7 separate regions of the Homo sapiens genome follow, and all the other regions are linked to region 5. A link is a loop called in an ENCODE intact Hi-C map of the cell type or tissue named here. Cell type or tissue: heart right ventricle. All regions are shown on one strand.

Evidence for each region. Hi-C counts contacts between places; a loop is a spot of excess contacts. Peaks named below come from ENCODE experiments on the same cell type or tissue, not always from the same donor. Only the 100,000 strongest peaks of a DNase experiment are listed, where the experiment ranks them.
Region 1: a loop joins it to region 5, with 2.3 times the contacts of the local background. A loop is called at or near these places in 21 of 110 quality-filtered maps.
Region 2: a loop joins it to region 5, with 5 times the contacts of the local background. A loop is called at or near these places in 12 of 110 quality-filtered maps.
Region 3: a loop joins it to region 5, with 2.5 times the contacts of the local background. A loop is called at or near these places in 12 of 110 quality-filtered maps.
Region 4: a loop joins it to region 5, with 2.4 times the contacts of the local background. A loop is called at or near these places in 5 of 110 quality-filtered maps.
Region 6: a loop joins it to region 5, with 3 times the contacts of the local background. A loop is called at or near these places in 13 of 110 quality-filtered maps.
Region 7: a loop joins it to region 5, with 2.5 times the contacts of the local background. A loop is called at or near these places in 20 of 110 quality-filtered maps.

What each region holds. Positions count from the first base shown.
Region 1 is chr1:87,682,502-87,686,501 of GRCh38, reverse strand. No RefSeq gene overlaps it. Among named protein-coding and RNA genes, the nearest start is that of LINC01773, 220 kb to the left of the region's middle. RefSeq lists enhancers at 353-968, 1,951-2,452. In heart right ventricle, no CTCF peak of the experiment used is centred here; DNase peaks (open chromatin) are centred at 1,520 and 2,134; H3K4me3 peaks cover 2,168 bases; H3K27ac peaks cover 2,425 bases.
Region 2 is chr1:86,378,636-86,382,635 of GRCh38, reverse strand. It overlaps ODF2L (outer dense fiber of sperm tails 2 like), which reads left to right. Exons shown (of 17, transcript NM_001366781.1): 7 at 278-394. Among named protein-coding and RNA genes, the nearest start is that of ODF2L, 16 kb to the left of the region's middle. In heart right ventricle, CTCF peaks have their summits at 1,978 and 2,179; no DNase peak of the experiment used is centred here; H3K4me3 peaks cover 2,371 bases; H3K27ac peaks cover 640 bases.
Region 3 is chr1:87,814,662-87,818,661 of GRCh38, reverse strand. The region is part of intron 1 of LOC124904212 (a long non-coding RNA gene); the gene reads left to right. Among named protein-coding and RNA genes, the nearest start is that of LINC01773, 90 kb to the left of the region's middle. In heart right ventricle, no CTCF peak of the experiment used is centred here; a DNase peak (open chromatin) is centred at 1,826.
Region 4 is chr1:87,434,733-87,438,732 of GRCh38, reverse strand. No RefSeq gene overlaps it. Among named protein-coding and RNA genes, the nearest start is that of LINC01364, 65 kb to the right of the region's middle. In heart right ventricle, no CTCF peak of the experiment used is centred here; DNase peaks (open chromatin) are centred at 2,002 and 3,042; H3K27ac peaks cover 2,286 bases.
Region 5 is chr1:87,333,941-87,337,940 of GRCh38, reverse strand. All of the region lies in intron 2 of LMO4 (LIM domain only 4), which reads right to left. Among named protein-coding and RNA genes, the nearest start is that of LMO4, 7.1 kb to the right of the region's middle. RefSeq lists a silencer at 2,312-2,681. In heart right ventricle, a CTCF peak has its summit at 2,482 (motif pointing left); a DNase peak (open chromatin) is centred at 2,550; H3K4me3 peaks cover 3,181 bases; H3K27ac peaks cover 3,699 bases.
Region 6 is chr1:87,149,987-87,153,986 of GRCh38, reverse strand. All of the region lies in intron 2 of LINC01140 (long intergenic non-protein coding RNA 1140), which reads right to left. Among named protein-coding and RNA genes, the nearest start is that of LINC01140, 22 kb to the right of the region's middle. RefSeq lists enhancers at 1,615-2,213, 2,214-2,812. In heart right ventricle, a CTCF peak has its summit at 1,910; DNase peaks (open chromatin) are centred at 1,876 and 2,366; H3K4me3 peaks cover 1,082 bases; H3K27ac peaks cover 3,040 bases.
Region 7 is chr1:87,400,203-87,404,202 of GRCh38, reverse strand. All of the region lies in intron 3 of LOC105378833 (a long non-coding RNA gene), which reads right to left. Among named protein-coding and RNA genes, the nearest start is that of LINC01364, 31 kb to the right of the region's middle. In heart right ventricle, no CTCF peak of the experiment used is centred here; no DNase peak of the experiment used is centred here; H3K27ac peaks cover 1,288 bases.

The DNA.
Region 1 (4,000 bases), 350 kb before region 5:
CAGCGCCACTACATGTGCCCTAAGACATGAAACACCTAAGACAGCACCTTGAGGCATATTTTTCAGTGCAGAAGTAGCAGAAAACAGAACATGACTCCCCACCCCTTCTTTATATTCCAATGAGATTTGCTAGTTTAACCAGAGCTGCAGTACAAAAGCACTTGTGGTTCATGTTATATTAATAGTGTGGCCTGATTATCAAAAACCATTACTCTTGGTTATCTTGCAGCGGCTGTACAGAGCTGCTATAAGTCAGAGTGACTGCCCACACAGTGTTTGCTCCATGCTTATGATAACAGTATTCTTAATGCAAAAGTGCATTTGTAAAATTATTGCCTTTTAAAGATCAGATCTGTTATAAATGAGATATGATCACACAATTGCTTTTCTCTGTATAAAAAAATTAAATACATAAATTAAATGTCAGTGTCCTCCATTGTCGTGGCTTCCTACGGGTCAGTTTACTTGTGGTCAAACTCTGAGGTATGGCTTTCAAAGCAGATGCGTTGTTAGCTGAATCCTGGCCAGAGGCACAAGCAGTTGCTTTTCTTCTCCTTTCTTTGATGTTGTCTTCTGTAGTTCTGATTGCGGCCTTGTGGATCCAACCCTTTTTTATGCTTGTCGAGGGGGGCTTTGTTTGGTTTAGTTTTGTTTTTTAAACCAGTAATGATAATGGATCGGAAACCATGCCATTTCCCTATAGATTCAAATCATTGTTTCCGGTTCTTTGCAGAACTCCATGTGGCTCAGAGTGGCTGCATTCAGAGCGCCTTAATGCTAATGCCACCGTGGTTGACTTTTTAATGTAGCCCTCCCTCGCTGGGACACTTTTTCACAAGCTTGGGTTTTGTGTGGAGAAGAGACAAAGACAGGAAGGAAAGCAACACTAATAAAGTAAAAGAACTCAGCTTTAATACTCACTAATCTCCTCCTCTAGGTTATATGTCTCATTATACATGTTACACCGACCGGGAGTCTGAGAGCTATGGCTTTACTTGTGCAACGCAAGGGACTCTACTGCCGTGCATCTTCCAACACTCTCAAGTTCCTTTACAAACAAAAATATAAGGGGAAAATATACAGGACTCTCCCTTCTGCTTTTCCTGTTTGAACAGCATCGTAGAATCCGTGATTGTTATAGACAGTTAAGCTTTTCAGACCTAATTCATTAAAAAAAATATTCATGACAAGTTGTTTGAAATGTGGTCCCTTAAGCTTTTTCTGTCTTTTAGAAACTGTTTCATATCGCTATCTAAGAAGAAAAGCCAGCCAAGATTTACATTTTAATTTAGTTAACCAAATAGTTCAGACTGTGTTCTCCAAAGACAAAGACTGGTCTGTAAGTGGGCCGGATTTTCCTGTATTTTATTGCTGTAATTTGCATGAGAAACACCAGATCCTGTATAATTGTTGCTTTGTTGTTGTGATACGAGTAGCTGTTTCCAATGTCAATAATTATAACTTGAAATGAAATTTAGTAGCAGTTAGGGGGTGGGGAGTGGAGGCGACTGCCAGCCAGTCAGAATTTCACATCAAACTAACCACAGTCTAGCCTTCTAAATGTGATGCGTGCAGCGACCAGGCTTCCAACAAAACTCCACACAAAGTAAACAGAATGAGCAAGTCACTTGAGCCTCCCCACACTATACATCTCGTGTTATGCCATTTTGTTTGGTGTCTAATGAAGAACTAGCATGTTTTATATATGATGGCTGCTAATTGCTTCATTAGCCATGCAAATCATAAAGGCAAACTGTGTCTTATCATAAAATCAGTAACTAGGCCATTCAAAAGCGAGGCTCAGGGAAGCATTATTATGTCCGTGCTTCTTTTGCGCCTGCATTCTTTTTTTTTTTTTTATGACTTTGTATTAAGTTGTAGCATTTTCCGTGTGGTCATTTGTTCCTTTAGATTAGTCTTCAGTTAAGATAAGCATGTAATGGATGAAGCAGCGAGGGACCGTGTCGAGATTGCTGCTGCGGCGGCGGCTCTTGGCCCAGCGATGTGAGCTGATCCACCCACCACTTTCCCCGAATGCTCTCAACTTATCTGAGAGGGAGGACGTTGTGAAGAGGGACTGCAAAATCTTGGGTCTGCCCTTATAGCTATGTGCCTGCCTCGGCTCTTTGTCAACATGGGGGAGATTCAGTTGCTAAGACCCACTGCTGCACGGTCTTTTAAAGGTAACACGAAACCAGCAGAGTGGAAAAAGAAAATGAAAGTGGAAGCAGGATAGAGAACGGAACACCTTCTAAGACCCCCTGGCTGCATGGGGTGTCCTGACGGACAGTTATCTCTTCATTACTGGAAATTTGGGCCCTCCTGAGCTCCTTATTCCAGATAATTAACACCTTAGTGTTGACTAAGGCTATGTCCCACATTTTCCTGATAATCAACTCATAGCTAATAAGACATTTTGTTGTCCTTATTGTTTTTCTCATCAGAGGAAGGAGAAAAATTCAATGAAGGAATCTTTTTAAAAACCCATACATTCATAACAAAATTAAAATCTTATAGTTTTCATTAAATCACCCAACCCAAGTACTGCAGGCATATCACTGGAAGACCAAGGAATCTTTTACAGTGAATATAATTCCAGGCTAACTAGCAGAGGTAGTGTCAAGGCAACAAAGAAATTCTGCCTGTGCACTAATTCCTCACCGCAGCTGTTGGGGTGTTAGATTAGGAGGCTGTACACCTTTCCCAGGAATATTAAAGCAGACTGTCTAACCGCCTGTGTTTGTCCTCGTAGCCTCATTCTTGCTGCTAGCAGAGCATGTCCCAACTGTTGTCAATTTATCAATGTAACGTGCACTGGTGGGCACAGTGTGAGCAGCCATTAGGACAGGTGCCTCTATCCATCACAGCCAGTCACTTATTCCACCTTGTCAAGGAAACTAAATGGAGCTTTTGGAGAAATGTAAACAACTCTCTAATGGACAATCAAAGCACCACTTTCTGAAGCAAACAAGAGGAAGAAATCTGACAAGACATTTTTAAGGGGGGAGGTGATACTATTTAAGTGTTTTTTAAAAGAATTTTTAATGGTCATGGTTTTAAAACACTGGGGTGAAGTGGGCTTGAGGGGAAGTAAATAGGAGAAGTAAAACAGCTAAAGCAAAGCCCTTCTTGTGGCCAAAGATTGAGAAATGAGTATTATGACTTGGTGAGATAACTGAGTGGAGGGACCATTGACTATTCTGGGGAAGATGCACAAAATTGCCAACAAAGTTAACTTAATTAAGAAAAAGAAGAAGAAGAAGGAAAAGAAATCCTAATAGAAATGGAAGGCTTGTAGTTAATCATTTTTTTATTGATATGTTTTTAAAGTTCCAAATGTACATGAGGAGGACAGAAAAACACTATTTAAATATTTGCTCCCCAAGACCACCCTTCATGGCACAAGCCTAACTTAACAGATGGCTTTTTCACTGTGTCCCAGAACACAGAAAAGTCAGCTTTGTCAAACCAGGAGGAGAAGCAAATTCTTCAGAAAATGGCCTGACTTTAACCCCCTGCTCGGGGCTATTCTTAGATGATGAGCATCGCACTGTTGGGATGCTGCTGAGGGGAGGAGAAAACCTCCAAAGTAGCAATTTCCAGCATGGGCATTCAGGACTGCACCTTGAATGTCACTGTGAAGTGACGAGGTAGCCAGGGCACACTGTGGAGCGCAGGTGTTCCTGGCATGGCAAGCCCGGTGCTTTTAAGCAGATGGACAGCGCCACACTGTGCCAGCTGAAGCTTCTGGGTGGTCTTCCAGGGACGCTTTGTGGTTATCCATTCTGGAGGCAACAAAGACTGGAGCTGCCAATAGCTGCATCATGGGGGAGGAGAGCTGGCCAATCTCAGAGCTGAACGCGAATAAAGAGAAAAGAGATGCTCTAGGAAGAGGTTGCCTTCTGGGAATCAGGTAGCAGCAAAGGGTCAAGAGGTCACTGCAACTTTGCCAGCTGTCATGTCTGGGAATAAATAAGGAGCATGAATTGAGACTGTTGAA
Region 2 (4,000 bases), 960 kb after region 5:
GTAGGAGCATTTTAGGTATACCCATACCTTTATTTAGAAAGATAGATGGGAATTTTAAAAAAGAAAGCCATTAAATAAAAAATGTTGGGGGATAAAACTTAGCCCTGGTTGGGCATGAAATACATTTGTAATAGGGGCGGCAGTTTATGTAAAGTAGTGCTTTGCTTTTTATCAGCTGTTTAGATTGTGCCTAAATCAGGGTAAAATTAAAGATATTGGGCTGGGGATACAGCAAATAATATGGATTTTTTTGGTTTTCTCTTTCTCTTTGTTACAGGCAAATACTTTGAAAGCAAACCGTTTTTCCCAATCAGTAAAAGTAGTACATGAACGACTACAGATCCAAATTCATAAAAGGGAAGCCGAGAACGATAAGTTGAAAGAATATGTAAAGGTTATATATAAATATATATCCATTTTTATAGCTTAAGTGATAAAATTAATGAAAGGCCATAAAGCCTTCCTTAGTTCTAGAATTTGGTGGTTTTAAAATACACAGTTGTTGACATGGGAAATACATATTTAAGGTAAATCTTAATATTTGTGGCCTAACTAAAGGTTTGGGTACAAATTTCAACATAAAAATGCTGTCTCTGTTTAATACCAATCTAGGAAGGATTTATGGAATTGAATTACTTTAAAAATCATTTCCACTTTATAGTTAATTTATATTTACTGTGGAAAATTTATAGAAAATAAATTTAAATATACCAAAATCATTGTTAACATTTTGGTGTACATTATTTCAATCTTTTTTCTCCATCTATACATATATACATACATACTTTCACACGTTTAACAGTCAATACGATGTTTATTTTTTGTTACTAATCGTAATAATTTTAAAATCAGCCCAACTTTGATGTTCACAAAATTAAGTAATTCCCTTATTAAACAACTTTGTAGGAGTATAATTAAGGGGAATTTTTTGGTTTAATTATTCTTTTGGAGTCAAAGTCACTTTGAGATAAGAATTTGAGGTGGCATATCATACAATATAAGGTAACTCTTTTTTTTTTTCCGCCAAAGGCAAAGAAGCAATATTCCCACCTTGAGAGGTTACAGAGACTCAAACTCCATTGAGTGTTGAGGACTTCTGAGTTAGATTTCTGTTTGGTTTTGCACTCCTGAATTATAGCAGATGTCTGCAGCCTGTAGCATGTTTCAAAACCATACTCGAGTTTGGGTGTGTGTGTGTGTGTTCCTTTAAAGGGACATAATGCGGGTTTATGGGGGATAATAAATTTTGTATGCTAGGGCACTGCAGATGAACTGGACTTGGTATTGCAGTGGTCTGTCATAGTAAATACAGGAGAACACATGTGATTGAATACATCTGATGTATGATTGAACATATTAGATAATCATCTTTCCCAATTTATCTTAAAGCGTAGTGGTTATTTTTTATAACCATGATAATTTGGAGAAAGAACATAAGGCTAAAATCCTAAAATTTTGCTATGAAATTCAACTATAATTTGAATTCAAATTCTTTTACCAAAATGCTACTGTTAAGAAATGATTAAAAGAAACTGTCTGAGTCTATGAATTTTTCTACATTTTCTCTCACACACTTTTGGATTTAAGGCATTAAGTGATTAAGGGGTTCAGAATTTAGTTCTTTTTGAGTTAGGTTTGACAGTGGTTTTTTTTTGTTTCGTTTTTGTGTTGTTTTTTTTTTGAGTATGAATCCAATGAACTCAATTTGGCAACATCAATCTCAACTTTTTAGTGTTGAGTAATTTGTTGTATTGAGTCTTTTAAAAATTTACATTATAAACCTCTGGGAACATCCCACAGATGCCTTCCACCAATTTTTCTTTCTAGATCTTTGTTATGTAGCAATTAGAATTAGAACGTTTTCTTATTTTCAGAAGAGACTGAGAATGATTGTCTGTATAAAATGTGACATGTATACAGACATTGCTTTGGAGATAGAAAAAGAAGATAATCAGCTTTATGTGTTCATTCATTTGGCAAATGAGAGGTTATTTTTAAATTATAAAAATAATTTGTCATTTCAGTATACTCCTTGATAGTGTATAAGTGTGGGATTTGATAAATCTGGTGAGAAGATCGTGTCTGGAACTATGTTCAAAAAGAAAATTTAGTTTCTATGTTTAGAAGTTTTTTAACCTAAGAAAGCAACTATTCATGGTGTGATGATGACACCGTGTGGACTTTTAGAGGAATGACAACAGTGTTTCCTGTGGGATGTTCCTTTGTCTTATGTCGACTTACTGTACTGCTGTTTTTCCCCAGCTACTTATGTTTTATGGGATTTTGTTTTTTAAAAACAATTTAAGAATGTATTGCTCCTTCTCTTAGTTTACTTAGTCACTCTTCAAAAAAATCAAATCTAAATCTTAATATATACTTCTTAATCTCAATTTTAGTGGCAGTTAAGAAGCTTAGATTTTGATGATTGTAGAGTTAAGTTGAAAAGTCCTAGGTTTAGCTTGTACTGTGACTCCTTTGCAATTTTTAAAAATTAAAATGGCTTTCTAAGGAATGGGAGACTAAAACTTATTCTGTGATAATTTCACATTCATTTCAGTATTACACAGGTTTTGAAAATGTAAAAACATTAAAATCATAAGTCTTTAATAGATACTTAATACTCAAATACTTTAAGTACACAGTCTTAAAATAATTTGAAATAAAAGCATCTGAGTTACCACATTAAATCACATCCCTCATCTACCCAGCCTAATATTCCGTCTCTCATCATGTCACCAAGAGGTATGCCAAAGAGATAGTCATGCCAATTAGTTACAATCACATTCAATGATAGAAACATGTCCTCAATAATACTTATCTTATGACTCTTATAGTCATTAATTTATCTAAACCTGTGTTTGGTCTTGGAATAATGACTTCCATACATTTACTTTATTGGATAAAGCAGTATTTTATTATCTTTAATGTAACTCTAGTGTCAGGGCGTGCCCCCTAAATCTAGTAAATTAAAATTTGGTAAAAAAATCTGTTTATCTCGTCTATAGCCTTCTTAAAGATTATAATCATATCTTTAAGATTTTGTCTTTCAAAGTGAAGAGTCCTAATATATTTGGGGAGCTACCAATTCCTTTGAACATTGGTACATATTTGGATTGTTTCTAGCTCAATTATGTTTTTTTAAACTAGTTTTTAAAACTAGTATGATGTATAATATTCTAGATGTGAACTAAAAAAACTATCTGAGTTAATCACAGAAGTTTTAAGGAAGTTAGTGTTTGTACCATAATCACTATAGTATCTTTGATAATGGTAGCATTAGTTTGATATAGGATTATATGTTTTAAATTTGCATCCTTTAACAGGTTATAGAGAAGCATTGGTCCCCAATGTGTAGAGGATTATTGTATTAGGCCATTTTAACATTGTTATAAATGCCTGAGACTGCATAGTTTATAAAGAAAAGAAGTTTAATTGGCCCACAGTTCCACAGGCTGTATAGGAAGCATGATTCTGGCATCTGCTCAGCTTCTGGGGAGGCCTCAGGAAACTTACAATTATGGTGGAAGACAAGTGGGGAGTGAGGCATCTCACATGGTGGGAGCAAAAGGAAGAGAGAGCAAGTAGGGAGGTGCTGCACACTTTTAAACAACCTGATTTCGCAAGAACTCACTCACTATCAGGAGAACAGCACCAAGAGGATGCTGTAAACCATTCATAAGAAACAACCCCCATGATCCAACCACCTCCCACCAGGCCCCAGCTCCAACACTGGGGGTTACAGTTTGACATGAAATTTGGGTAGGGACACAGATCCAAACCTATATAGTTTGGCTGTGTCCCTACCCAAATCTCATCTTGAATTGTAATCTTCAGAATCCCCATCTGTCTAGGGAGAGACCTGGTGGGAGGTGATTGGATCATGGGGGTGGTTTCCCCCATCCTGTTCTCATGATAGTGAGTGAGATCTGATGGTTTTATAAGGGGCTTCCCCCCTTGGCTCTTCACTCTTTTCTCTCCTGCTGCCATGTGAAGAAGGTCC
Region 3 (4,000 bases), 480 kb before region 5:
TAATCTAAATGTGCAGCAACAGGCAAGGAACACTAAGAAAAACACATATAAGAAGTGTATTTCAGATGGATAGCTAAGAACATTATAGAACTTTTGAGCTAAAAAGTACCTTAAAGACCTTATATCCCAGCCCCCTTGTTAATCCAAATGAAATTCTTGTTTGTGTTCACACAGTTTTTAATAACTAAGCTGAGTCCAGAACCTGTATCTCTTGACATCCAGAAAAGTACCTAACAAATGAATGCCCTTTGAATATTTTTATAATCAATTTCAATTTCTTGGTTTTTTTTTTCTCTTTTCTTTTTTTTTTTTTTTTTTGAGACAGAGTTTTGCTCTTGTTGCCTAGGCTGAAGTGCAATGGCATGATCTCGGCTCACTGCAAACTTCACTCCTGGGTTCGAGCAATTCTCCTGCCTCGGCCTCCTGAGTAGCTGGGATTACAGGCATGTGCCACCATGCCCGGCCGATTTTGTATTTTTAGTAAAGACGGTTTCACCATGTTGGTCAGGCTGATCTTGAACTCCTGACCTCAGGTGATCCACTTGCCTTGGCCTCCCAAAGTGCTGGGATTACAGGTGTGAGCCACCGCATCCAGCCAGTTTAAACTTCTAACTGTATTCATAGTGCAGTCAAGAGGGTGTTAGGGGCTGAACTGTGTTCACCTAAAATTCATATGTTGAAGTCTTAACCTCCAGTTCCTGAGAATGTGACTTTATTTTGAAAGTAGAGTCATTGCATATGTAATTAGTTAAGATGAGGTCATGCTGGAATAAGGTGGGCCCCTAATCCAATGTGGCTGGTGCCGGTGGAGATTGGCATGCACACAAAGAGAACATCATGTGAAGATTAGTGTTAAACTGCTAGGAGAGTGTACTGGAACAAATCCCTCCCTAGCACCTTCAAGGGAATATGACCCTGCTGACACCTTGAGCTCAGATTTTCAGCCTCCAGAACCATGAGACAATACATTTCTGTTGTTTAAGACACACAATGTGTGCTACTTCATTATAGAAATCCTGGGAAACTAATATAGAGGACAATTCTATTTGAGGTTTACTCAGTTTGTCTTTTCATTCATTTATGTATTCATCAAACATAATGCATATTAGATGCATTTATTAAGCACCTAATATGTGCCAAGCACTGCACAAAACAGTAAGGATACAAAAATGAATAAGACCCAATCCCCATATTCAAACAAACGTGACTATTCCAAAGTGTTAATAATTATGTTCTTAGGTTCCTCCTATCCCAGTCTGGGATCTACGTTTATGTGTGTGGTTCTTTCCCAATAAATATTATTTATATCCCCCAACCAACCCCAAGAGACTAGATTTCACTTCTACCTTGGGCCCAGCCTCTTCCCTGAAATATGTGAAATTGTTGCTTCCCAGGAGTAGTTACTCTCTCCAATCAGTGAGTCATGAACTGGGGGTCTAATCCAGGCCAGTGACAGCCCCTTAGCGTGCCGTTAAAGCAGGCATCTCTAATCCACCCACTACAGGAGTGCAATGAGGACAGCAATGGGTATCTGTCATGCTTTATCAGGGCCATAAAGTGAGTATTTAAAATTTTAAAGTTTTCTAATGAAATATACAAAGGTTGATTATTTAGCAGTTTATCAACTTTACCCTGCTGTGGCAAAGGGAACAGACAATAACATTGCTCAAAGGAGGCTTCAAAACTACTTTCTACCATTTTATTACAACTTTAAAGAGGACTAAAAACAAGTCTCCCAGAAGGCTCCTGGCCAGCTTTGCTGCTTCAACCCCAGAGAGCATGTTTGCATTCCTACAGCTGATGCTGCTGGAATCAGTCCCTCTCCACTCTCCCTGGGACCCCACGGTCACCGCTTCCAAGGCTGTGCCTGTGACAACCAGAAGCCAGAGGAACTGGAGGATCTCTGGCCCACAGAACGAATAGTGGGACAAGTCAGGACTTAAACTGCCCCTACTTCATAATTACCTGCTGCTTTTCTTCATTTCCCAGCTGCCCCAAATCTTTCTGTCTCTACCACCACAGTGACCACTTTCTGCAAAGAACAGTAAGAATGAATTTAAGAGGAATAAAAAATTAGACGAAGGTTATATTTACCCTAAAGCAATTTTTATGAGGATAAGATTCTCACATATGTACTACAAGAGAGGCGAGAAACAAATTGTGCTTCTCTGAAAGATGAATGAACTTCCACCCTATTTATGTTTCTAGAAATGCCTGAAAGATGAACTTTTAAGTGAATTTATGAAGTCTTTATTTTCCATGATTTTTAGTGGTTTCTATTTTTACTTGAATCTACTTCCCTTTAAATCTCACCTTTTTATTAGAAAAGTAAAATAGAGGCTCACAATGTCCAGAGTACCTCCTTTTAAATGGCAGAGAATGAGCCAAGAGGTCTAGTACATACGAGGTCTCTTTAGGGCCTCTTGGCCCTTTTGCAATTTTTGTTTTATTATCTCTTCTCAGCGGCAAGAGAGCATGTTGGGAAGCTGAAATGTTTCCCCTAGTGAGTTTATACAGGACTTTCTAGAATTGAGCCTCTGTCTTAGTGGCTACCATTCTCCCACCTCCTATACTAGGTAAGGCGATAGGAGGATGTACAATTGCACCTAGAGAGTTTAGATAATTCAAAGTGAAATACAGACAAAAACACAATTTCCAGCAAATGATTATGAGACCACAGAGGGGGAAAAATTAAGAAACGTATTATTAGAGTTACATATTCATTCACTTCTTTATTCAAAAATGTTTATCAAGCACCTACTACGAGTCAGATCTTGTGCTAACCACTAGGGATATATGTTGCACAGAAACAGACATGCTTGCTCTTCCCACAGAGCTCACAGTTTGATGAGGGAGAGGCATCAATCAAATAATGATGTAAAATAATTAATTAAAAGTACAAGTATTAAGTGCTGTGAAGGATAATTATATAATGCCATGTGAGCATAAAATAAGTCAGTTTTACCCAGTCTGGGGTAGAGATTGGTGGCGGCATCTCAGAGGTGTGCCTGAGAAACGTATTTATTGAACTAAGATTTGTTTTTTAACTGTAGGAATCAACTAAGCAAAGTTGGAGGGGAGGATGAGAATGGGGTCAGAAGCATATCAGGGAGAGTGCAGAAAGAAGTCAAAATGTCCCTTGTCAAAGGAAGATGGGCACATTTAAGGATATTAAAGAAGTCCTGTGCACCTAAACCCCTGGGGAGAAGGTGCGAACTGAAGCTGGAGTGTGGGTAGGAGGCAGCCAGTCCACGCAGGGCTTGGCAGACCCTATTAAAGCTATTGGAAGTGATCCAAAGAGCAATGGAGAGCCACTGAAAGGCTTAAGGCACAGAGAGTAACGTAATAAGAAACCTGTTGTTCCTGCTAGTATCGAGGGAGTTACCTGCAACCCAAAAAACTTTGTGCTACCCCCTACACTACTCCAAGTCCAGATCCACATCTTCTAGAAACCAAAGTGATACCAGTTTACCAGGAGAATCCTAAAGGTTCACACTAATTTCATTTCCTTAAACACTGACTGGACAATTTCATATTCTTTGGCAAAGGAGGATGACAAATAGGTATTAAAAATCCAGCAATCTGGACCACACACCTAGCAAGATTAGCAACTAATAATAGATTTAGAAAACAAAATGTTCCATTTGGAATATCTTAGCAAAGCCACCTACTAACAGAGTAAGTGAAACTTTTTGAGTATTATTTTTGTACTACTTTTAATTTGCTTCTATGTCTATACCCAACTTCGAACACAGCACATACTATAGACTATCAAAGATTATCAAAAGTGATAGTAATGTAATTTAAGCTATTTACCTTCAGAAATAATGAGCTGATTCATAACAACAGAGCAATAACCACACTTCCATGCCACTGGCCAAGAAAGCCTGGCTATTACCCACATTTGAGTAAATCACACCACAAACACATGTTAATTTTGGCCACCCCTCCTTACTTAACTAAATGTTTATTTCAAATGATCTGAGCTTCCTGCATTCAC
Region 4 (4,000 bases), 100 kb before region 5:
GTAATCCCAGAGCTTTGAGAGAGCGAGGCCGGAGGATCACTTGAGGCCAGGTGTTCAAGACCAGCCTGGGTGACATAGCAAGACCCCCATCTCTACAAAAAATTTAAAACTTAAAAATTAGCTGGGCTTGGTGGCACATGCCTGTAGTCCCAACTACTCAGGAGGCAGAGGTGGGAAGACTGCCTGAGCCCAGGCGTTTGAGGCTGCAGTGAGCTATAATAGTGCCACTGCACTCCAGCCTGGCTGACAGAATGAGACCCTGTCTGAAAAAAAAAAAAAAAGAGGAGAAGACAAATATTAGAAAGACTACCACTTGGAAATAGTATTGGTGCATGGTCATACTGACTATAAAAGGGAGCACTAAAACCAAAGAATGGGAAAATTGGCCCACTATGTGGAAAAATGTACACTAATTCTTTTAGGTGTCTCACACAGATCCCTTCCCAGGCTTTTCCACCCCATTTCAAATCAAATTGACTATTTCCTTGAGCAAGGGCAATTATATTAATTGCAAAAAGTTTTCTGTTTTCCATCTACCAAAGTTTACAGCTCAAACATTTAAGGTAGTGTCTTTCTGTTGGCCACATTTCTATGTCTCTTTCTATTTCTGTTCCTATTAACTACTGCACGGATCTGAGTAATGCAAATACTAAAGATGTTAGCTTTCACTTTACTAAATATATCAGCTATAGCTGCCCTTGAAAGCCAGGACTTGCTCCTTCCCTTGGTGCCACCTTGAAACCAGGATGGGAAATTTACAGGTCACCCTAGGTTTTGAAAAGAAGCCATCCATTTCCAAGTTGCAATCTACTTGAAATAATCTCCCCAATTATGTGGAAGTAATTTACTCTATATTTACTTTCTGCTTTGGACTATCAAATATCTCTTCCTCTTACCCCCGGAGGCAGCAGCTGGGATTAAAAAACTTCTACTACCTGCCTTGCTGGGGCTGCATTATTTAACTCTTTCATGCCTATTTAAGAGCAGGCAAAATTTGCACCAAATGATAACTGAAGTCCCGACTAGCCCTAAGATGTATTATTCTACATTAAACTTATTTGTTTTAGATATAATCTATTTCCAAAACTGTTTATTATTTTTAGCAAAAATTATTTGCAGCAACACTGAGGCTGACCTATATAAAGTTAAGCAGTTGAAGGTAAAATATTTAAGTAACAAGTTGACGCATGCAATGCCAAACTAAAGAGTAGATGTATTGTTTATTTCAGGGTCAGACAAAAGCTCAAGTGGTGCTAAACCTAGAGGTCCCATCAGTTGGGTCATGTCTCACTTTCCACATGAATGGAATGCCACCAATGAAGGCAGCCAGGGGACTGTTTTCTTTCTAATTCCCTATGGTGGGTGTAGCCCTCCAAATCTCAGTGCTTCCTGGTGTTCAACTTCTTACGGAGAAGAAGAAAAGTCTTTTAAAAATAAATCTTGGCCCCTCACATCTCAGAGCCATGGGTGAGCCTGACTTGCTTTTGTTTTTAATAATAGACTACCTTTTAGAGTTGTTTTAGGTTTACAGGAAACTTAGGCGGAAAGTACGAAGAGTTCCCATATACCCTCTCCCTACCCTACCCCTACTCCCACAGTTTCCTCTATTATTAACATCTTCCATTGAACATGACTTTTTTTTTTTTTTTTTTTTTTTTTTTGAGACAAGGTCTTGCTATGTTGCACAACCTGGACTTGAACTCCTGGGCTCCACCGATTCACCCACCACAGCCTGCAGAGTAGCTGGGACTACAGGAGCACCCCATCAGGCCCGACTGAGCATGACTTTTTGACAGGGTAGTCCAGGTTTGCTATTCTTAAGTTCCCGGACCTTAAGATGGCAAAGAATACTGTTAGGCCCATCCCTGTTCCAAATAGGACTCACTCAATCTGTAGCCCTTAACCAGCTTCTAGGGCCAAGCCATTCCTCCTACTAAGAAGCCTTTGTCACAGCAAAGGAAACTGACCCAGAGGCAACCTCCCCTAAAAACAAGCCAGACAAGGGAGGGGGCAGGGAGCAGACAGCAGGAATGGGCTCTGGCGAGGGCCTGAGGACAGCAAGTTTCAACACGGTACTTTTGAAGAGATTGTTGGCTACATTATCCTATCTAATTACAGTGGCATAATCCTTACATGGCTAAACTATTTATTAAAAACAAAGCTGTGCAACAATTCAGCAAATGTCACGGTGCTGTTATCAGTGAAAGTTGCTCCCACAAACCGCTCTTTCGGGGTGTGCTGTGCTAGGAAGAGTCTTTTCCGGGTGCCTGGCCCTTCTTCTGCACCAGTTTTTAATTGCTAATGAATTAAACTTTCCAAGGAGATAAGAATAATGTTGTTTTGTTTGCACACAGATTGCATGACTAACAAGGACGATATAAATAAAACCATTCCAAGTTTTATCTGCGGGTGGACAACAGTGCCTGTGTTCAAGTGAAGCCTGGGATGGCTCCCACACAAGATTAGGTTGTTATTGCGGAAGCTGAGGCTTGCACACTGTTAAAAGCCCGAGCTAATATGTTCGCTTAAGACATTATGCCTAATTATGCTATTTGTCAGTAAGGGAACTTGTTCCCCAAACCTTAAACTATCCTGATGCACCAGTGTGGGTCTGAGTTCTATAAATAAGCCAAGTGGACTCTGTAGGATTCTGAGCTAACTATGCTCCATGGTGTTTATGAAAATGGGCAAGATCCGATCCTGGTGCATTCTCTACCTTCGGGATGATATGTATTCCTACTTGGACCAGTAGCTATCATAACAAATATATGTGAGTAGAAATGTTTGTGCTTTTATTTTTGGAAACTTACCATAAAAATCTACAAGCATTTCCTATAAAATACAGAGTTCTCTGTCCATCAAGTTGTTTGGGAGAACTGAGGAAGGAGATGTTTATTTATGAGTTTGTTTTCAGTTCAAAAAAGGAATGCCTTCATGAGCAGAAGAAATGACTGAGATCTGGAGTTCTGAGTCATGATTTGGGCTTGGCTGGTGGCTTTAGGAGAGTTGAGCGTCCTGTGGTTAATGTTTCTTGTCTCTATGCGGGTGTGGTGTGCTATGATAAGAACGCTAGCCTTGTTTTGGCTGAATGTTGAGTGCAAGGATCCTTTGCTGACGTAAGACCATCTCGAATGGCTAGAAATTCAGAATGGCTAGAAATGTCCCTAAGTGTTGTGTGTGCCTTTCTCTTTGTCCCAACCCTAACCTTAATTGCGTGTGTGTATGTGTGTGTGTGCATGCACGCACACGTGGTCAAGTCAAGCAGTGTAGAAATCTGAGGCACTGGTAGCCCATTGGGATGCCTTTGTCTGGGCTTCACTCATCATCAGTCAAGAGGCTTCAAAAATCAATTTAGTTTGATTAACGGGAGATTGAAATCCCACATCAAGGCCTTAGGAAATCTCATGGTGAATTAAGTCACGTGGATCATTTCATACCTCAAACTTCCTGTGGCTTCCAGGGAGAATCCATAATCTCCAGGAGTTGGTGAGGCAATCATTCACCCCCAGACACATCTGGACTCTGACTGCAACAGGTAGAATCTTAACTCTCTCCAGCCATCCACATCTCTACTTCCAGCCTCTTTCCATTTATTTTCCAAAATACTTAATTGCTAATGAATTAAACTTTCCAAGAGTGCCCCTCTTAGAACTTAACGCTCAGTATCATCATTTAAGCTTATTTTATGATTTTTCAACGTGTCTAGAAGTGTGCTCATTATTTCCTAAAACTATATCCTTTTCCCTGCACCCCACATTTCTTCCTAGAGGACGCCCATTCTCTCTTTTCCCTTCCATCAGAGCTCTAACCAAAGCCCATGGTTGCTCCCTACTCTCTGACTTCAATTCCTCATTCTTCCTCATTCTCGCTTTCACTGATGCATGCTCTTATCACCTCAGTTCTCCTAGTCTTTCATCATTCTAACCCACTCATAAATACTATTTGTATTTGTTTACACACTCAATCAAGAACTTTTTACTGTCATATCTGGCTTAACATT
Region 5 (4,000 bases):
AGAACAGTTACAGAAAGAAAGCTGAAATAATACACTGTCAGGACCTCTAGCTGCAGGACCACACCATGTGGGAGCTTGGGGGGCCTCTGGGCTGCTGTCTCCTAATGCTGGACACTTCAGGAACACTGATGAGGACCTCCCGGTGTCTCACCTGCAGTACCACTGCCGCAGGGGAGTTCTCAGAAGGGGAAGGTAGCCAGAGAATGGGCATGGCCCTGAGGAAAGCATTTATGGACGGCAGTAGTGCTATTCCAACCCCCAAAAGGGATACCAAATTCAAACAATTTGGGTAAAAATAAAGTTAAAAACCAGTCCATGTGGCCAAATACATGCTGAGGATAAGAGAAGACAGGTAATGGGGGTAGAAGGGGGTGACAGAATCCTAACAAGGCTAAAGAACAAATATCCTCTTACAGCAACCCTGAAGTATTTTAATGGATAAGAATCTATAATTATGGTTGCCACTACCAACAGGTACACAGTGACACTCCATCTCAAAAATACCCTTTTCACAGTACCCATCTGATTACTCAGCCTAAGTGTTCATTTATTTAACAATTCACCCTGAGTAAAGTCAGTTGTAAGTCTTCAACATCGAAGTGTATTTTAATAATCAGGGCAGTTCATATGTAATCCAAAAGCCTTTCATAGATCTTATTTTTTTCCAGGGCTGCTATCATAACCTTTCAGAGAACAATCAGCCACAAAATGGTGGGATTCCTGAAGTGCCAAAAATTACAGTTACAAAGTTTGAAATGACCAAGATCTACCCAGGACTGATGTGCTATTGAACAACGTATCAATGGAGTTTAAGATCTTTCCATGCCTACAGCTTTAAGGCTGCCTCAGAGCAGAATAACTTACGTGTCTATACACATTCTAATCCCCTTTTACCAGAGAGGAAGGCTACCATTAGAATTCCACCCTTTTTCTGAAAAGTTGTGTGTGCGTGTGTGTGTGTGTTTTTTCACAACGTTTCTGTGCGCTGGAGAGTTAATTATCTAACCAGGGGGACTGTCCGGACAGTGTTTGATTTAAAAGGCTCGAGGCTTTAGGTGCTCAATTAAGTAGCTATCGGTCTCAGACTGGACTATAATGGGCTCTTTTCTCTTTAACTCAAGCAACGGGGAGATATACCCCAGGTCAGGCTAATTAAAGCCAGGGGAGTCTTTAATTGTGATGACAGAATCGGTTTCAGTTTCCTTTCTTTGGGTCCTCAGTCCAAGAAGGTCGTTAATATTTCAGCATTTGGGCAATGCAATCAATCACAAACATCAAGAGGTTCCTTATACAGGGAAAACGGAAAAGATGGGAAGAAATCCCACCAAACCACTGCACTTTAAAGGTGCTTTGCTCCTGTTTGAACAACACCATGTAGTTTTATTCCTGTTTGCCCGCTGAGCTCCAGCTCTCCTTGCTGGCATTAAGAGATGGAGGGCAAATCGTATTTTTAGTTTACTATCAATGCTTAGCATCTTTCAGTAACTTCAATGACCAATAGGTGGGCTTATTTTCAACTGCATTATTACTTCAAGCAAAATACATGCAATATGAAACGCTACCTGGCTGTGTTTTCTAAACTGCTTTTGGGCAAGGAGAGGTACGTTTCTGAGAGTGTGGCTGAAAGGTATATACATTTGTACCTGCAAGTAAATATCAGCAACCTATCTGAGGAGAAAAAAGCACATCCACAGCTACTGATCCAGAAGCAATTGGTTTTCCAGCAGGTTCCTATATTTAATCTAAATTCTGCACCAGCTATATTAAATGTAACAAAGAAATGCAACCCAGAAATTATGCCTGGAGCCAAGTCCATTAAAGGTACTTCGGAAAAACTAGAGACCAGGCACCTTAAAAGCACCAGAAGCTATTGATACTTAAGAGGGGGGCTGTGCATAATAGGAAAAAAAAAATCAGCCAAATTACGCTTGGTTAATTCAGAGTAACAGATCTGCCCCCAAGTGAATTGGAGGCCTTGAATTAATTCTGTTATGACAAATCAAGATAAACGTTCCCCCTAAATTGCATGCGATTTAATTAATTTTTGAGATCCTGTTTTTTTTTTTTTTCTAGCTAATAGTTCACATGCTCCTGTGCTGTCATTGTGCTTGAGTGGGCAGACTTCAAAGTGATATTAAATAACCAACTATTAGATTTACCTAGCACGTCCTATTGGAAAAGTGCCATTTAATTACCTAGCCTGTTCAATTAAAGGGACAGCATTCTCTGAATATAGCAGCTTGCTGTTGATTACCAGGGAAATGAACTCGCTGTCTGGCGGCGCCTCCATTCCTAACGCCACCCCCTACCCAAACACACCCTCCACCACCAACTACCAATTCTCCCCACCCTCGCCCCAGGCCCCCACCCCCGGCCGCGCCGGGCTCACTGCGGCTGCGGGCGCCACGTGAACCGCCCGAGTGGAGCCCGGGGAAAGAAAGCGCGACCCGCTCGCCCGGCTCCCGCCCTGCGCTCGCCCCCTCGTGGGCCCGAGACCGCCCGCCGGCTGGGCGCTCTGGCTGCGGCCTCGGGCGGCGCCGGCCCGGGTGCTGGCCGCCTAGGGAGCGAGGGCCAGCCGACGACCGCCACCCTGGCTTCCGGCGCGTTTCCTCGCCCTCCCCGGACCTGGAGCCCCACCCGCCGGTCTCCGAACTTCCTCCTCTCGCTGCACTTTCCGCGCCAGTCTTCGGGCCCGAGGTGGGGGTGGAGGAAAGACGGTTCGAGGAAGAGAAACGGAGTTTCCGAAGCTACTTGGGGCGCTTGGGTGGAGCTGAGGGGTCGGGAGCCGGGGGTGGGGGAAGGGGCAGTCCCAAGGTTCCCCTATTTTTGTAAGATGGGGGGGCCAGGCAGGCGTTGGTCCCTTTAAGATCCACCCTCCCCCTCCGCTCTACAACCCCCCCCCCTTCATTCTTTCCCTCCCTCTCTTAGAGGCCAATTTTGTTAATTAAATGTTTTGTTTGCGACGCAGCTCTCATTCATTGCGGACACGTCATTCGGAGCAGATCTAAGCCAGAGACCAGATCTCATTAGATAAAGCCCATCAGAACTAAGAAAATGGAGGAGCCACTAATTAAAGCTTTTAATTGTGCGGATTCGCTGCAGCAAGGCAGCCGCTTTATCTGAAATCTTGGAGGGAGAGGAGGCAGAAGCCCAGCTCTGCCCATCGACACTTGGCCGCGGAGGGGGAGGGGACTGGTGAAAGCGCCCCCTCATCTTGCAGCCCCCTCCCCCGCGCTCAGGCCGGCCTTTCCCAGCTCTCCCGCAGCTTTTTAGCAAGACCTTGGTTGTTTTCAAAAAACCACAACTCAAAGTCAAGACAGTTTAAAAGCCCCTCAGTAAATCGCTATGTGGTCTCAGTCGGACCAAGGGGTCCCCTTCACCTGGCGGCGGGCGAGCAGATTACTCCACTCTTCTGCAGCGGTCCCTGCGGCATTGAAAGCTCCTCCAACAAGTGGACTTGAGGGACATTGGAGAGGGGGTAGCTGAGAGGAACAGCAACGTCTGCACCTTCCCACCCTTTGGACATCCTGATGGGCTGAGAGAGGAACACTGAAGGAAGACTTCAGTAATCTCTTAAATTGGAGGGGAAGGGGCGCTCAGCTGCTGGTGAGCCCTGAGCTAAGTGTGAGGCCATCAATTTCGTACTGAGCTAGAACTCATCTCTCCTAGAAAGATCTAAGGTCCTCGGGGTAGCATGTAGTTCAAGAGCGAGCCTGGCTCCAGTTTCCAGATTCAGAGGGAAAAAAGGAAGTAAGAACGTAGATGCCATTAATTAAGGCTCAGGGCTGGGCACACATCCTCCATTGCTCCATTAGGGCACAGGAAAACACCAAAAGGCCATTTACATTTGGCCCCAAGAATAGAGAAAAGAATGGACACAATTCCCAGGAAGCCACTTGCCTAAACTTGTCCTGGGGGAATACAAGCGGACCCATCTTCTTTTTAATTAGTTGTAATCAGAAGCGAGGGTTTTTTTTGTTTTTTGTTTTTTTTTTTTTGA
Region 6 (4,000 bases), 180 kb after region 5:
TTAACCAGGTGGGTAGTTTCTCCTAATGAACATTTCCATGAAAACAGAATAACTAATGACAGTCTTAAAGAAGCCTTTGTCTTTCCATGTACTAATGATCACATTTATAAATATGCAGCAAGGCCCCCGTGTACATTGCTAATGATAAGTAATTAAGTACCAGGCGTGGGAAGCCAGTGAAAAGGGTCATGTTAATGCAAGAGAGGAAATTAAAAATGCAATAAAATAAGTTGCCTAGAAAAGATTAAATAAACTTCTGGCTTCTCCTTCTTCCAGACGTAAAAGAACAGTTTCCCCATTCTTGTAGTGAAGCCATGGCAGGCCATTCAACAGCTGGTTATCAAGTCAGACAGTACCAAGTGATCCACTTGCTTTCTACCTCCATCCCCATTTTATCCTGCAGGATTTCAGGCAGAGGGTGTGGCTCAAAGTAAAAGGCATTTTGGGTCACCAAAGGAGAAGATGAGCCCCTTGGAAAAAGGAAACAGTTGGCCATCACAGATGGATACCTTCCACTGGCTAATTAAATAGGACTTTGGTTGCTGTTGCTAAAGTACCACTTGTTTATAAAACTGTGTTGACCAATCTGGGTTTTTTTCTTGCTTCTGGAAGAAAAAGAGAGGACAAGATCAGTGCCTTTTCCAGTAGAGCAGAATAACCTTCTCATGTTGTTGGCTTCCCCAGCAGACTGCAGACTCCTGGAGGGTAAGACCACGACTCTGTGTTATTAGACACTGTAGCCCTCACACCTAGCCCTGCACAGAGGCCGTGAATGTTTAATAAACACTGGTTGAATAAGTGAATGAATGAATGTTCAAAATAAACCATCCCTAAGCCAAGGAGCAGTTTGTCCAAGAGCCCTGTCACATCGCTCCCCATCCAAGCAGCCCTGCCACCCAAACGCTGGCCCACTCAAAAGATGTAAGGGCTTTCTGTCATTCACTTACTGAGAAAGGCACTGATTCCTTCTTCAACATATCATCATCAAAAGGAACAGAAATTTGAAGCTTTAAGGAAAAAAAAAGGTCTTTGCAAAAAAAATCATATAGTTGGTTGTCAGACTCCTGTTTAGGAATTGACTAGGAATCCCAGCATCTCTTTTGAGCATTAAAGACACACAAAATGAATAAGGGCCTTCTTGGCAAAAGAAAAGGGACTTATATTTGGATCTCCAAAGCTCTTAAATAAGAGCAATTTTGATTTTTTTTTAAAGTATCTTAGTGAAGCTCTCAAACCACTGAAGATTTTTTTCTTTCAAACGTTTCGAACTCGTTGATCTCAAGTCTCTCCAGACCTCCACATTCCCTAACTGTTCTATGTGGTTAATCCCTGAGTGGGGGGAATCTAATTTTCTGCGGCTGCAGTCTCGGGTTAACAAGAAGGCAACCTTGATCTGAAGAAAATAGCAACCCACGAAAATCTAAACCTTGGCTGGCGATTTGGGGTAGCTTTTCTTGTTTAAGTTTTCTCCCCTTTTTTCTTTAACAAGTTTAAGAAACAAGTCATAAGGCAGAAAATCTAGGGTTTGGCTGTCTCTGCCCTGTTTTAAGGCTCCTTCTGAATTCAAATGAATCATTTCCTTTTACATAAAATCTTCAACGAGGCCACACTTCTTTTGTTATCAGAGTGTTGTCATCGGCAAGCCTGCTCGACTCTCATAAAGGCAATTTAGTACCTGACATTCGAGCAACGTGTGCGCGGGCCTGGATTTGCCTTACAAATAAGGGCTGCCAAGGAAACCTCTGGGGAGGCCGGCGGCCCTGCTCGGGGACACCTAAGGTGCATCTTTCATCAACTTCTCCGACAGGCCTTTGCTTCCCAGGGCGTGCTGTTCTGTACACAGCCGCCTTCCCCTCCCGAGAAAGTTCAGGACGGCGGCGGGGCCACTCTGCAAGCTTATCCTGACCCCCAGCGGTCGACCCTGTCATCGGGCCCGCACCGGGTCCCTCTCTCGCTGCCGGGCAGAGGCGAGCACCGCCCTGAGGTTCCCTGGATCCCAGGGACCCAAGCACCATTCGCTTTAATTGACAATTAAAACAAACTTCGGTTCTCACAAGAATCAACCGAGTGAAATTTCACAACTGCAAGTTTCACAATTCAATTCCCTTGAAGCAAAACCAACAGTTTCCCTGAGGTTTCACTCCACACCTCTCCATTTGTTGTTTAACTTCCCCCTCAAGTTTCTCTTCCCACACACAATTTTATTTTCAAGTCAGTCATGGAAACAGTTTAATTATGTTTCTGGGGGTCCCCGCATCCTCCCTGCCCCGGTGCTGAGTCAGCGCTTCCGCGAGCCCCAGGATGAGGACTCCAGCGAGCGCATGTTTATTAACAGAGCAGCGTGGCGCTCCCAGCGACCAGGGGGGCCCCCCCGAGGTGGCTATTTATGGCTTCTGCCCACCGGCCTGCCTGTTCAAGCTGTTTCATATTGTCAGCCACCGGAATCAAACAACCTGAAATAAGGCCTCCGCGGCCACGAATAGAATGCAGTCAGCAAACAACGTCCGACCCCGGCGGTAGAGTCGCCGGATTTAGCAAGTAAAAATACAAGATGCCCAGTTAAGATTGAATTCAGATAAACCACAAATACATTTTTAGTATAAGTATGTCCCAAATATTGCAAGGGATATGTTTGTACTAAAACATATTTGTGGTCTATCTGAAATTCACATTTAACTCGGGGCCTTCTATTTTATCTGGCAATCCTACCCAGTAGAGAAAGGAGAGGTTCTGTTTTATGGTTTTACAGCTCAGCTTCTGAGCAGATCGGGATAGTTCAGGGGGCCTGGGCCTCTCCTAAGAGTTAGGTGAGACTTATTTTTAAACGGTAGGAAAATAGTCCGAATGTGGATTCTCGGAGCCTCTCTGGAGGCTCAGACCTCCCTGGACATTGCCCCCCTTCTCAGTCCTACCCTCTTCTCTCCCTCCCTGTCTCTCTCCACTGTGGAGGCAGGACCCTGTCCTGAAGGGTCCCGTTCCCACGGTCAACCTTCCCAGTCAGCCTCAGGTGTCCTAGCTCGCAGATGTTGAAGCAAAAGTCAAAACCAAGGTAACTCTTTTTAGGGGGTAATAGATTTAACTGCAGCTGGGTCTTCAAGGGACAGGAGTAGCCATATTCTGAACTGCTATTTGTATCTACTGAAATGTAAACATTAAAAAAATTTAAAAAAAAACAAGTTTGAATTACTATCTTCCTTTAAAAAAAAAAAAGGCTACGGCCTTGGGAATACTGTACATATCTGTTACCGACAATTCTGAAAACCACCTCTGCAAGCCTGTCAGTTAAACCAAATGTTAAATGGAAAATATTTGGCGGGATTTAAAATTAGACCCGCACACATTACTTACAGATGTTTCCATGCAAAACACTTGAAACTGAACCACACCAAGTCATAAACCCCACAATGGTGTATTTTTTATACCCCAAGTTAATTTTTATTATATAAGTAGCCATATGAAGAAGGTATTGCATACAGCTTAAATTAAATACGGAGGAATGAAATCAGCAGTATCCCTTTACAGCATATGGCCCAGCAAATCAAATTACAAAGCTTTCCACATCTCATTAACTGCAATGAGTACAGTGAGTTTTCTAATAAGTCACATCTTTTTCATGTGAGTGGTGAGCAGTGACTTATTGTAAGAATTCACAGGATGACCCTTGTGCTGAAATTAAGAACTAATCTAAAATGGGCAGGGTCATCTGGTCAAGACTGATCATAACATTTCCTCATTATTGTTTTAGTTGGCATTGAAGCATATGTTTTCCTGGTGCCCCAGCTGAAAAATGCCTTTGATAATTTCACTGACAGCAAATAACCCACACACTGCCATTTAATGAGTTTGGGCAGGATTAGCTGACAATAAAGAATATAGTATAAATGTTTTTATTAGAACAGATTTATTTTTTAGCTGGGAAAAAAAAAAGAAGTCACATGGAAATGCTGAGCTGATTTCTACCCTTGTGATAGCGATCGCCCTGTTAGTGATGCAGGTGAAG
Region 7 (4,000 bases), 66 kb before region 5:
TATTTCTCAAAATGTGGTCTAGGAGCATATATAGGTCAAAATGAACGAATAGGGCATTTTTTTTAATCATCCAAGATGTTTTACTTTAATGACCAAAACAGATGCTTTGGTTTAAAGACAAATTGAGTAAGCAAATCTTCCTCCCAAAACTGTGTGCTGACGTATTTCCCCAAAATGCCATCCTTTCTCCTTTCTTCCCTACCCTCACCATGTGACATAATCTGGAGATCGCCTTTTCTAGCTCCTGTGCATTCCCTAAAGAAGAGAGCTAGGGAATCCATGCTATTTCCCCAAAGAATCTAAGCTTTCTCAGAGTAAGAAAAAGCCTATAAGCAACAAATAAGTAAAGGCTCAGCATTTCTCCTTCCTCCAAGTGGTAAAAGATGGAAGGGAAGGTGAGAGAAAGCATCAGAAGGAAAGCTACCCAGGAGAACAACTTCTCCCCTCGGCGGACAGGAGAGAAAAGGGGACAGATTGCAACAACCCACCCATCACAATTGCTCTGAGCACTCTGCCCTGCTATAGAGAATGGCTGGGTCCTTTCCCTAGTCCTCAAGTGACCTGTCTCAAGGCAGTGTCCTGGAACACCGCCTCCCTGGAGAGGGTCAACCAAGCTAGTGGCTGATCTTGCATTCAGTTGTTTTGTTCACTCCAAGTCCTCACACCCTCTGCACAATTCAGTTCAATTCAGCACGCATTTGTTGAGCCCCTACTACGTGCCAGACTCCCCAAGAGGGCAGTAGCACAAAGGTAAGTACTGTAATCTGGTTTCTGCCTCACAGCCTGTCTGCACAGGACAACACAGTTAGCTAATAATGAAGACTTTACAAATTACACAAAGCTGTGACATTTGCCAAGGAAGGACGAATGTGGAAATGAAATTGGATTTCAGTGCACCAGTTATCACTTGGGGCTGGGGCCTCTTTCTGCAACATGTGCCTTTCTACATTTGTATAAAGCTTTAGAGTTTACAAAGTCTTCCCATATACATGATCTCATTGTGAAATATTGAGAGTCAGCTTGTCTTTTGCAATTCACAGATGACAAAACTGAGGCTAAGAAAAATTAAGGACACATTGCGCTAAGATGTTTTATAAAATAATATTATTCAATGGCCAATATACAAAAAAAGGGGGGGCTGGCTCCCTATTATAATATTACGCCCTTTTAGGAGGAACTGTAAGTACTTCCAAAATATATCTTCAATTACTCCAAAGAATAAGGTTTAGAGGGAAGAAGATGCCAAGTATTATAAGCGTATTTTACTAATGGAGAAGAGGAATTAAGTCACAGCCTTCACACGGTGCCCAGGAGATAAGACAATACAGCTTCTCAGTGTCTCGTCTGGAACATTATTCTCTGGACTGCTAGAATAAGAGTCCTGTAGACGGAGTCAAACATGGGTTCAAGTGACCTCAGCATCAGAACACAAGTCAAAGACCACAGGAAATTTCCCCAATTGCACAGTTTACTGGGCAAATGACTTAATCAACTTGGACTTAAAATAACATCTCTGGGTGGGGGCAGAAATTAAAAAGACTGTCTTTCAGGAAGATGTGGGAGCTGAGGAGTTATTACCTCATAAGGACCCATCTAAAAAACTGTGCTGTAGATGCTGGATATGCCAAGCTTTGATGAGGCCTTCAGGGCTAGAAAATAGTCTACGCACATTGAAATGGGTTGGAGCTCCTCAGATGAAAGACATCTCTATAAGACATGTGGATGTGTATTAGATAATCTTTGACATATGTTTAATATTTAGATTTCCAAGATTACTCATGTTAATATCCGCTGCACATCTTACTTTTTTGCCTTTTGTGCACACTGGGAGATGTGGGTTTGGACACATTTCAAGCCAGATTTGTTCCTGTTGCTTTATTGCTGCTAACCACAGGGTCACTAAAATGAGAAAATCATCTGCTTCTTCCTCTACTGAACTTTGAATTCAAAACTTACATACTTTTTTTTAAAGGGAGGAAAGAAACATGCAAATGAATAATGAATGCAGTAAAAATAAATGTGTGGTTCTGGGCCCCATTTAATTTTTCTTAAATGACAGCGTTGTTAATGCTATGAAATATTTTCTCTGATAAATGTGAGTTAGCTAATTTGCATGAATGGCTAGTCTGTCATTTTTCTAGTCTGTTGAGTTATGGGTTTTAAAAAATAGGTTCTTTTCTGTATGGCTTTTAATATATTGTTATTATATGTGATCACTGAGCTTTCCTAATGGCACATTGAAAACATGGGTTTCATCTCTTTAAAAAAATAGAAATTAATTTTGAAGAAGTAATTTATGCAATAATGAAGTTCTTCGGATAAATGTATTTATAAGGAAAAACCATTTACACGTTATTCAGTATTTCTTTTTAACACATACACAAAAAAGAATCTATTTTCTGCCAAAGTCTTAATCGCAGAAAATTTGGGAAGTTTAAAATTAAGGCTGCTAGGGTCCCCCTTCATGCGTAAGCTTCGGTAATTTCCCAGACTGAAGAAAAAAGGGCGCTTACAAAACCTCCTTTGTGCACCTGTGCCACAATAAGTTGAGAAGCTAAAGAAAGGTCATTTGATTCTGAACCTTGAATTTTGCTACATTCATGCAAGTTAAATAATAATGTTAACAGTCCTACAGAGAGGTGTCTGTCAGTGGCCTCACTTTGAATAGAGCAAGTAAAAAGAGAATGAGCGTAGCAAAGGAAGGGAAGAATTTCAACCAGCACATCACTCCCATCTTCTTTCTTTTCTAACAGTTTTAAATTAAACTCAGTGTCCCCTGAAACCTTAAGGTCGATGCCTATGCCTCAAAATTGCCAACGACACGTCAATGGCAGTGTTTCCCCCAGTAAACCTATGACAAAAGGAACATGGATGAAATTGTAATCCATGAGGCAATTACTTCAGAGTTATAAGCTTTAGAAAATAGCATTATATGACTCCGGAAGTGCCATCTCAGCAATCATCACTGTGTAAAGCACTAATGAATAAGTGCTCTCTGGCTGCCTTAGCTCATAAATGACAGACTACTAAAATGAAGGAACACTACATCTGATTGAAATCCACTAGGCATGGACAAGTAGAAGTGAGTTGATGCAGTCAAATGGCCATGGCCTAGGGTTTTGCTTCAGCACCAAGTAGGGAGGCCTTAGACTCTAGGGTGTATAAACCTGAGTTCAAATCCCCCTTGGCTACCCGCCTGCTCCCTTATCTCCTCTGCACAGCTCCTTCCAAGTATGGAGTAAGTTCCACATGTTAGCTGTTGTTATTAATGTATTTGTAAAATGAGGAGAATAAGACCCACTTTATAGCACTATTTTGAGGATTACTGATAAGACATTTATAACTCCAAACACAATACATGGCTTTTAAGTAGCTGCTACTTGTCCTACTGTTGTGTCATTATCATTAGAATTATTTTCATTAGAAAGCAAACTATTAATAAAAGCAGGGATTGTGTCTATTCAATTTAGTGATGTGTTCCCAGCATTTAGGCCAGTGCCTGGATATAGAATAGTCTACTCAATCCTTCTCTCTTAATAGCACTGACAATAATTCAGACCATATCCACTATTTGTTTGTTTTTTAAGTGTAAGCCTCGAATTTCACACTCAAAACTAAAGCGTCCTGTGAAAGTTGCGACTATTTGGCTGGATGGCCAGTTCAAAGTAGCTGTAGATCAAGGACATGCTCTGGAATCACTGGATCTGAGACCCAGTGGTTTTTGTGGCCCTGTAACTTAATGTGACAAGGGAACTTTTCTGAGCTTCAAACTATCTCTGAAATGAGGAATAAAGACATTATATGGCTTACCTTCTCCAATTCTATTGTTTCAGGAGCCAGGTGGGATATATGTAAATATATATATTTATAAATATGAAAAACATTGGACAATGTTTCATGTTCTACAAATGTTACTTATAATAAATAGTGCTTATTATTATCCACCAATGCACTTGAACACCTTGTTGGTCTATGAACAAAAGTAACTGTATTGACCTAG